2 separate regions of the Homo sapiens genome follow, and region 2 is linked to region 1. Evidence: chromatin contacts called from ENCODE Hi-C or POLR2A ChIA-PET data. All regions are on one chromosome and are shown on one strand. The core of a region is the stretch at or near the end of the contact, and the rest is flanking DNA. Distances in the headings are between cores, read along the strand shown.

Region 1 (3,751 bases), core at 724-3,223:
AAATGGATTTCCTCAATCAAGTTATACCTATCCAAATGATATTCTGTGCCTAGTGGAAGGTTGTGGAACAGAAAATGACACCTGCTCTTTTCCTCTCCTTTCCCCTGACCAATCTGACAAGATCCTTAATAGCAACTGTAAAGAGTATCTCCAGTATTATAAACGAGAGCTGGTCAAGGCCGCCCGCAGTGGCTCAGGCCTGTCATCCCAGAACTTTGGGAGGCTGAGACTGGAGGATCAATTGTGCCCAGGAGTTTGAGACCAACCTTGGTAACATAGGAAGACCCTATCTCTACAAAAAAAAAATGTTTTTTTAATTATCCGGGCGTGGTGGTGTGCACCCATAGTCCCATCTACTTGGGAGACTGAGGCAGGAGGATCACTTGAGCCTGGGAGGTCGAGGCTACAGTGAGCTATGATCACACTACTGCACTCTAGCCTGGGTCCTGGGTGACAGAGTGAGGCCCTGTCTCAAAAAAATAAAAATAAAGAGAGCTGGTCAGAGTTGCTGACTCCCCTCCAGAGAGAAGGACAGAGAAGATACACTTTTCATGATAAATCCTTTTAGACTTCTAAATTTTATAGTGTGTATATATACTACCTAGTCCCAAAATATTATTCCTCAAATCTTACATAAGGTCTAGCTCAAACAAGTCCTTCTTGATTAAGCCTTTCCCGTTTTACCACTTAGAATTCACCACTAATAGAGGGGTAGTGCTCAAGCCTGGCTGCCAGTAGAAAAACCTGAGAGATTTTTAAAAAATGCCCAAACTCGGTGCCCTCCCCAGACCAGTGGACTGAGAATCGTGGAGGGGAGGAGGTCAATCTGGGTATTTTTCAAAGCTCCTCAAGTAATGTTAATATGTACTCGGGGTTGAGAACTTTTGCCCTGACCCTTTATGGAGCCCATATTTAAGCACTCACCCTATGAGTAAACTGAGTAATTGATTAAAAAGTAAAAAACACTTTCACACCTTTTATCTCATTTGGTCTCTATAATAACAACACGTAAACTGGGCTTCATTTTCCCACTGCACAGAGGAGGAAGTGGAGAGCTGAGCTGCTAGAAGTTACCAAGGTCCCTTTGAGAGCTTCAGTTCTGCACTTCTTGTATTTGATCATCTCCCCTGAGATTAACAGATTTTGCTCTCCCCACCCAGAGCCCAGTATCGCACCTTTCATTCAAGCAGTTCAACCTCAATAACCAAAACAGTGAAAAATGAGTAGCTCAGCAGAACACCAGGAAGTCACTCCCAGTGACAGAACCCCACAGGGTGGTTCAGCTTCCTCATAGGTTTCTCACATTACGGGTAACAGTTCATCTTCCTGTTTCTTTCACTTCTTGTTTACCCCTATCAAAACCACCTCAGTCGCATATTTGAAATGCATTTTCCCAAGCCCCAGATTAATCAGAATCCCCGCGGGTGTTGTTCAAGTATATCTTGTGTGTATGTGTGTATCTGTGGGAAAATATACATAAAATTCACCATCTTAGCCCATTTTGTGTGTGGTTTAAGCAACAAATATTTATTTTCTCACAGTTCTGGAGGTTGGAAGTCTGCAATCAGAGCATCAGCATGGTCAGGTGAGGGTCCTCTTCCCAGCTGGCGGGGGTCCACCATCTCAAGGTGTCCTCACTTGGCCTGTTTGGCCTTTGCAGAAGACAGGCAGATCTGGAGAATGAGAGATTACTACAGACTTAATCAGGTGGCGGCCTCAATTGTAACTGCTATTCCTGATGTGGATTCATTCTGGAGCAAATCAGCCCATCCCCTGGTGCCTAGCAGGCAGCTACTGGTAGGCGAAGGCTTTCTTCTCCATCCCTGCATCTTGTGGCTCACTAACATGCACGTGAGCCTGGTATGCCAGGAACACGTGCTGCGCCAGCGGCTGGGCTTCCAGCGAGGTACAGAGAGGGGACACACGCCTTTCAGGGGGAGAAAGGGGCAGGGAGGGCCTCTAGGGACACCACGTCAGGACCCTCCCACTGCACCCAGGCCTTGGAGTGGGCCACCCTGCCCAGGACCCATCTTAACCATTTTTAAGTGCACCATTCAGTGGCAGTAAGTACATTCACATGTTGTGCTATCATCACCATGGTCTATCTCCAGAACTTTTTAATCTTCCCATACAGAAACACCTATTAAAGAACTTCCTATTCCCCTCTCCCCCAGCCCCTGTTAACCACCATTCACTTTCTGTTTCTAGGAGTTTGACTACTTTATTAGATTGCTGCAAAAGTAATTGTGGTTTCCATATTTAAAAAAAAATGGCAAAAGCTGCAATTAATTTGTTTTTTTGGTTTTTTTTTTTTTTTTTGAGACGGAGTTTCACTCTTGTTGCCCAGGCTGGAGTGCAATGGCACAATCTCAGCTCACTGTAACCTCTGCCTCCTGAGTTCAAGCGATTCTCCCGCCTCAGCCTCCTGAGTAGCTAGGATTACAGGCATGCGCCACCACACCCAGCTAATTTTGTATTGTTAGTAGAGACGGGGTTTCTCCATGTTGGTCAGGCTGGTCTCGAACTCCTGACCTCAGGTGATCCGCCTGCCTCCACCTCCCAAAGTGCTGGGATTACAGGCATGAGCCACTGTACCCAGCCTGCCTATTTTTTAATCGAATTATTTATTTTTATGTGGTTGAGTTGTAGGAGTTCTTTATATATTCTGGATATTAACTCCTTATCAGATCTATGGTTTACAGATATTTGCTCCCATTCTGCAGGTTGCCTTTCCACTCTGTTGATTGTTTCCTTTCCTGCACAGAAGTTTTTGCAGTCCCACTTGCTATTTTTGCTTTTGTCACCTGTGCTTTTGTGTCATACACTAGACATCATTGCCAAATCCAATGTCATGAAGATTTCCTCCTATATTTTCTCCTAAGAGTTTTATAGCTTCAGGTCTTACATTTAGGTCTTTAATACATTTTCAGTTAATTTTTGTACAGTCAAGAGTCCAATTTCATTCTTTTGCAGGTGGATATCCGGTTTTCCCAATTCCATTTGTTGAGAAACTATCCTTTCCCCATTGTGTTGTCTTGACACTCTTGTCAAAGATCATTTGATGATATACATGAGAGTTTATTTCTGGGCTCCTTATTCTGTACCATTGGTCTATATGTCTGTCTTTATGTCAGTGACATTCTGTTTTAATTACCCTACCTCTGTAATGCTTTAAAATCAGGAAGTGTGAGGCTTCCAGCCTTGTTTTCCTTTCTCAAGATGTTTTGGCTATTTTTGAGATTCTATATGGATTTTAGTATTTTTTTTCTATTTCTATAAACAATGACATTGGAATCTTTGATAAGCATTGCATTGGATCTGTATATTGCTTTGTGTAGTATGGATATTTTAATGCTTCCAATCCCTGAACATGAGATGTCTTTCTGTTTGTGTCTTATTTAATTTCATTTAGCAATGTTTTACAGTTTACTATATGCCTTTCACTTTCTTGGATAAGTATTTTATTTATTTGATGCTGTTGTAAATGGGATTGTTTTATTAACTTTTTTCAGATTACTCATTGTCAGTCTTTAAAAATGCAACTGATTTTTGTGCGCTGAATTTGTATCCTCCAACTTTGCTAAATGTATTAGTTCTAACAGTTTTTTATTTTTCTGGAATATTTCAGATTTTCTACAAATAAGATTATATTATTTGCAAACATATATAATTTTTTTCTTCCTTTCTAATTTGAGTGCCTTTTATTTCTTTTTCTTACCTAATTGTTTGGGCTAGTACTACCCATAGTATG
Region 2 (3,755 bases), core at 1,083-3,582, 320 kb before region 1:
TCTGAAGATCTCACATTAGGAAGCAGTCAAGAAATTCACAGCATAATGTGACCAAGCTCAGAATGTAAAGTCAATAAGAAGAGTTCAAAACTGAGAAATAGCTCCCAAGTAGAAACAGTAGAACTTTAAAAACATGAGCACTGAGGATGAAGAATCACATACAACTTCAAAGTCTAGGCAAAGAAATAGCCACAAACAAGAGTCTAGGGCAATACAGGAGGCTAGCAAGTACAAGACAATGTCCAGTGGGTTAGAGATGTATACCTGGGAGCCACCCAATTAGCTGAGAAAGAAGAGCAGATAAAGCCACGTCCTAAGGGCAGAGAGAAAACAGGTCACAAAAATGGGAACCAAACTTATTAGAAGGCACTGTGGAATGCCAGAATCTCAGTAATCATATTATTCTTTTAATAGCAACAAGCATTCATACAGTAGGTGCAGGCAGCCTTCTAAGGTGCTTGATACCTTTTAACTCATTTGAACAACCCTATGGAAATAGGAGTTATTGTTACTCCTATTTTATAGATACAGAAAATGAGGCACAAGAGTAGATGACCTCCCTAAGGTCACATTTTGAGAAACAGAGCTACAATTTTGGTACCAAATCTAAGCAAACCTGTATCCAGGGTCCCTAATCCTAACCACTAGGCTGCAGGGCCTCTTCTCAGTTGAGATGCCTGTTTCTGGCCAGGCGTGGGGCTCACACCTTTAATCCCAGCACTTTGGGAGGTGACGGCAGGAAGATTGCTTGAGGCCAGGAGTTCAAGACCAGCCTAGCCAAGATAGCAAGACCCTGTCTCTTATGTTAAATATACACACACACACACACACACACACACACACACACATATTATACATATAATTAAATTTTTTTTTAAAAAAAGACTCCTGCTTCTAACACTTAATTCAAAGAAACCACTGATCTCTGACTCTCAGTTTCCCTCTCTGTAAAAGGGGGTTGGCACTTGCCCTCCCTACCCTACCCAGCCTTTTGACACTTAATAAAACCCTAAGAGTAAGCTGCAGTTGTTCTCTACCAGGCCTACTTCCATCTAACATTTTTCTTTGCAGGATTTGGAAACAGGAGGGTAGGGAGACCTGAGGTCAAAGAATATATACCTTTTCAATGGCATTTCAAGTGCTGTTGGTTAGATAAAATTTCCATGACTCCACTAAAATAAAATAAGATTTCTTTCTGCCATCCAGCAATTGGTCTCTTATCTTGGGCATAAAGAAGAACATGATGCCTTTCTGAACTGGATGCCTTAGTACACAAAAGGACCTCTGAAACCTGGGGCTGTAAAAACAAGCGGGTGAAGCGGAAACTGCACTGCATAATGGATATAAGCAAATCCTCTGATACAAAAAGTTGGTCGCATTGTTGTTATTCTAATCAGTAAAATAATAACGATGCTCAGGGAGTGGAATGATTTTTTCGCCTTCGACCAGAGAAACAACAGAGTGGTCCAGTGGTTCCAGCCTAGATCCCTCCAGCTCCGCGAAAGAAGCCGAGATGCTGACTTTCGCACTGCTGCGGGCAAGGAACAGAAATGCACGCACGCATGCACACGCGCGCACACACACCCCTGACTCGCGACCACTGACCTTGAGAACTGGACCCCCGGGTTCTCAGCCCGCAGCGGTGTGGGGCTGGCTGCATCCCTCCCGGCACTCACCTCTAAAGTTTTCACTAGGATCTTCATGTAGATCTCGGAGATGCCCAGAGACACTCCGAAGACCGAAGGTAAAAGGATGAAGCCGAGAACCAGCGTCAGCCAGGTGGAAAGGATCTTCCCGGCCAGCTCTGCGCCCTCCATGACTCGGCGCACCCACTCAGGAGAGGTCCGCAGTGGAGGGCCGAGCGCCACAGCAGTCCCTGTCCCCAGGCAGTCCCGCGGGAGCTCCAGGAGCAGAGCGCCGAGCCCGGCACTCACCTCTGCGAAGGGAAGAGAGGAAGGAAAAAAACTTTCAGAATTACGGCAATATCCTTCCTTCCTCCCTGGGCTCCTCCTCGCCCCTGCCAGTTAACTCTTTCTCCGCTGGCTGCCCAGGTCTGGGCTGAAGCCACCGCGGCGTGCGGAGACCTGGGTAGCGCGAGCCAGTGGTCGGAGCTGCGGGTAAGCGGAGGCACACCGCGGCGCGGGCAGAGCGCGCGAGCGCAGCCAGGAACCCGCCCCGCCCGGTGCCTGATTTCCTCTGGGTGGCGATTGCGACAACTCAGCAGATGACTCACGGAGGCCCTCCCCGAGCCAGGTTCCCTGCGGGAGCACCGCACTTTGGCACACCGGTCGCCGGCGGAGCTGGCACCGGGCCGCGGGCTGTGCTGGAAGCTGGCTGCGCTCGGGCGCCCAGCGCCCTATTTCTGCGCGCTGCCCTCGCCCCACCTCCTCCGTCACCCAACGGGGGAGCTCCCTGGCAGTACTTAGCCCAGGAGTGCCGCAGCCTCCTGGGCGGTCTCCGTTCTTCCCCGCGCCCCGCCTCCCCCAGCACTCAGCAAAGGTCCTTTCAGGAGGAGAGTTTTCATCTGAAAAATGTCAATATTTTCTTCACCCGCAGAATGAACTGCTGACGTATCTGGGACGCTTGAGGTCTTGTTTGTGTGGGTGTAAAACGAACTCTTGGAAAGGGCTTCCAAGGACAGGAAAACGCAGAGCGCACCACGCAGCCGTGTACGCCGCTTCTGGCTTCCACACCTCCTTCCCCACATGGCCTACAGCTGTGGGGCTCAATCTTGCTTATCCCGAGAGTAGGAAGCTCTCTCCACGCGTTGCCTAGCCCACTGAGCCGCCATCTCCCTGGCACAGAAACCCTGCGGCTAAGTATCTGTCACTCCCTTTCTGGGGGAAGATTCCAACCACACCTTCCCCTACCATTCAGCCAATACTATCCGCGCTTAGGCGTAGCAGAAATGCCAGGCCGGCGCAAGCCTTCATTCACCAAGCTGACAGGTGTCTCCTGGGTGTTCAGGCTCCGCGCTTCTACCGCGCCAGCCCTTATCAGAGCAACGAAGGGCAAAACCCTGTATGTTATTTACTACATTGCTGTTCTCTTAGAGACCAGAACTATTTTTAAGAATGAGCAGAAGGGATTTTGAGAAGGGATTTTCCAGATTGCCGCTGAATTCGACCAAAATCTCTTACAGGTACTTTTCAGGTGTTGTTTCAAGCTGGAAAAAAACTGAGAGGGCCAGCAAACTGAATTGAAACAGCGCTGATAGCAAATATTGCAGAGAAAATGGTCCCTGCCCAGGGTGTGGAGGAAGTGGGGAGCCAACGAAGTGACAAGCCCCTCTGTAAAGAATGTAGATGTCTGCCTTAAGTACTTACTGCCAGGTAGCTGTCACAAGCCCCCTCCCACACTAAGAACGGAAAAAATTATAACTTGATGATTAAAACCAGGTTATGGACCGGGCGCGGTGGCTCACGCCTGTAATCCCAGCACTCTGGGAGGCGAGGCGGGCAGATCATCTGAGGTTAGGAGTTCAACACCAGCCTGGCCAACATGGCGAAACCCCCGTCTCTACTAAAAATACAAAAAAATTAGCCCCGCGTGGTGTCGCACGCCTGTAGTCCCAGCTACTCAGGAGGCTGAGGCAGGAGAATCACTTGAACCCGGGAGGAGGAGGTTGCAGTGAGCCGAGATCGTGCCACTGCACTGCAGCCTGGGAGACAGAGTGAGACTCAGTCTAAAAAAAAAAAAAAAGGGTTATGAATGAAGAAGTGTTAGGAGCTTGGTTTCTCAAAATTAAACCTCTG

The links. A loop is a pair of places that touch in the nucleus more often than their neighbours do. ChIA-PET counts read pairs that join two places held with the same protein, here RNA polymerase II (POLR2A). Pooled maps may share reads with other maps.
Region 2: a loop to region 1 is called in a pooled map, with 8 times the contacts of the local background. The contact joins the promoter of GPAT3 here to the enhancer-like site in region 1. A Hi-C loop is called at or near these places in 7 of 50 pooled maps. POLR2A ChIA-PET finds 5 or more read pairs at or near these places in 2 of 52 experiments (MCF 10A and activated CD4-positive, alpha-beta T cell).

What each region holds. Positions count from the first base shown.
Region 1 is chr4:83,215,358-83,219,108 of GRCh38, reverse strand. No RefSeq gene overlaps it. Among named protein-coding and RNA genes, the nearest start is that of COQ2, 68 kb to the left of the region's middle. RefSeq lists an enhancer at 2,032-2,101. Within about 2 kb of position 1,973, at least 14 of the 41 ENCODE cell types and tissues checked have a DNase peak (open chromatin) inside an H3K27ac peak, as active enhancers do.
Region 2 is chr4:83,534,685-83,538,439 of GRCh38, reverse strand. It overlaps GPAT3 (glycerol-3-phosphate acyltransferase 3), which reads right to left and starts at 2,332. Exons shown (of 12, transcript NM_032717.5): 1 at 1,677-2,332. The coding sequence starts at 1,817.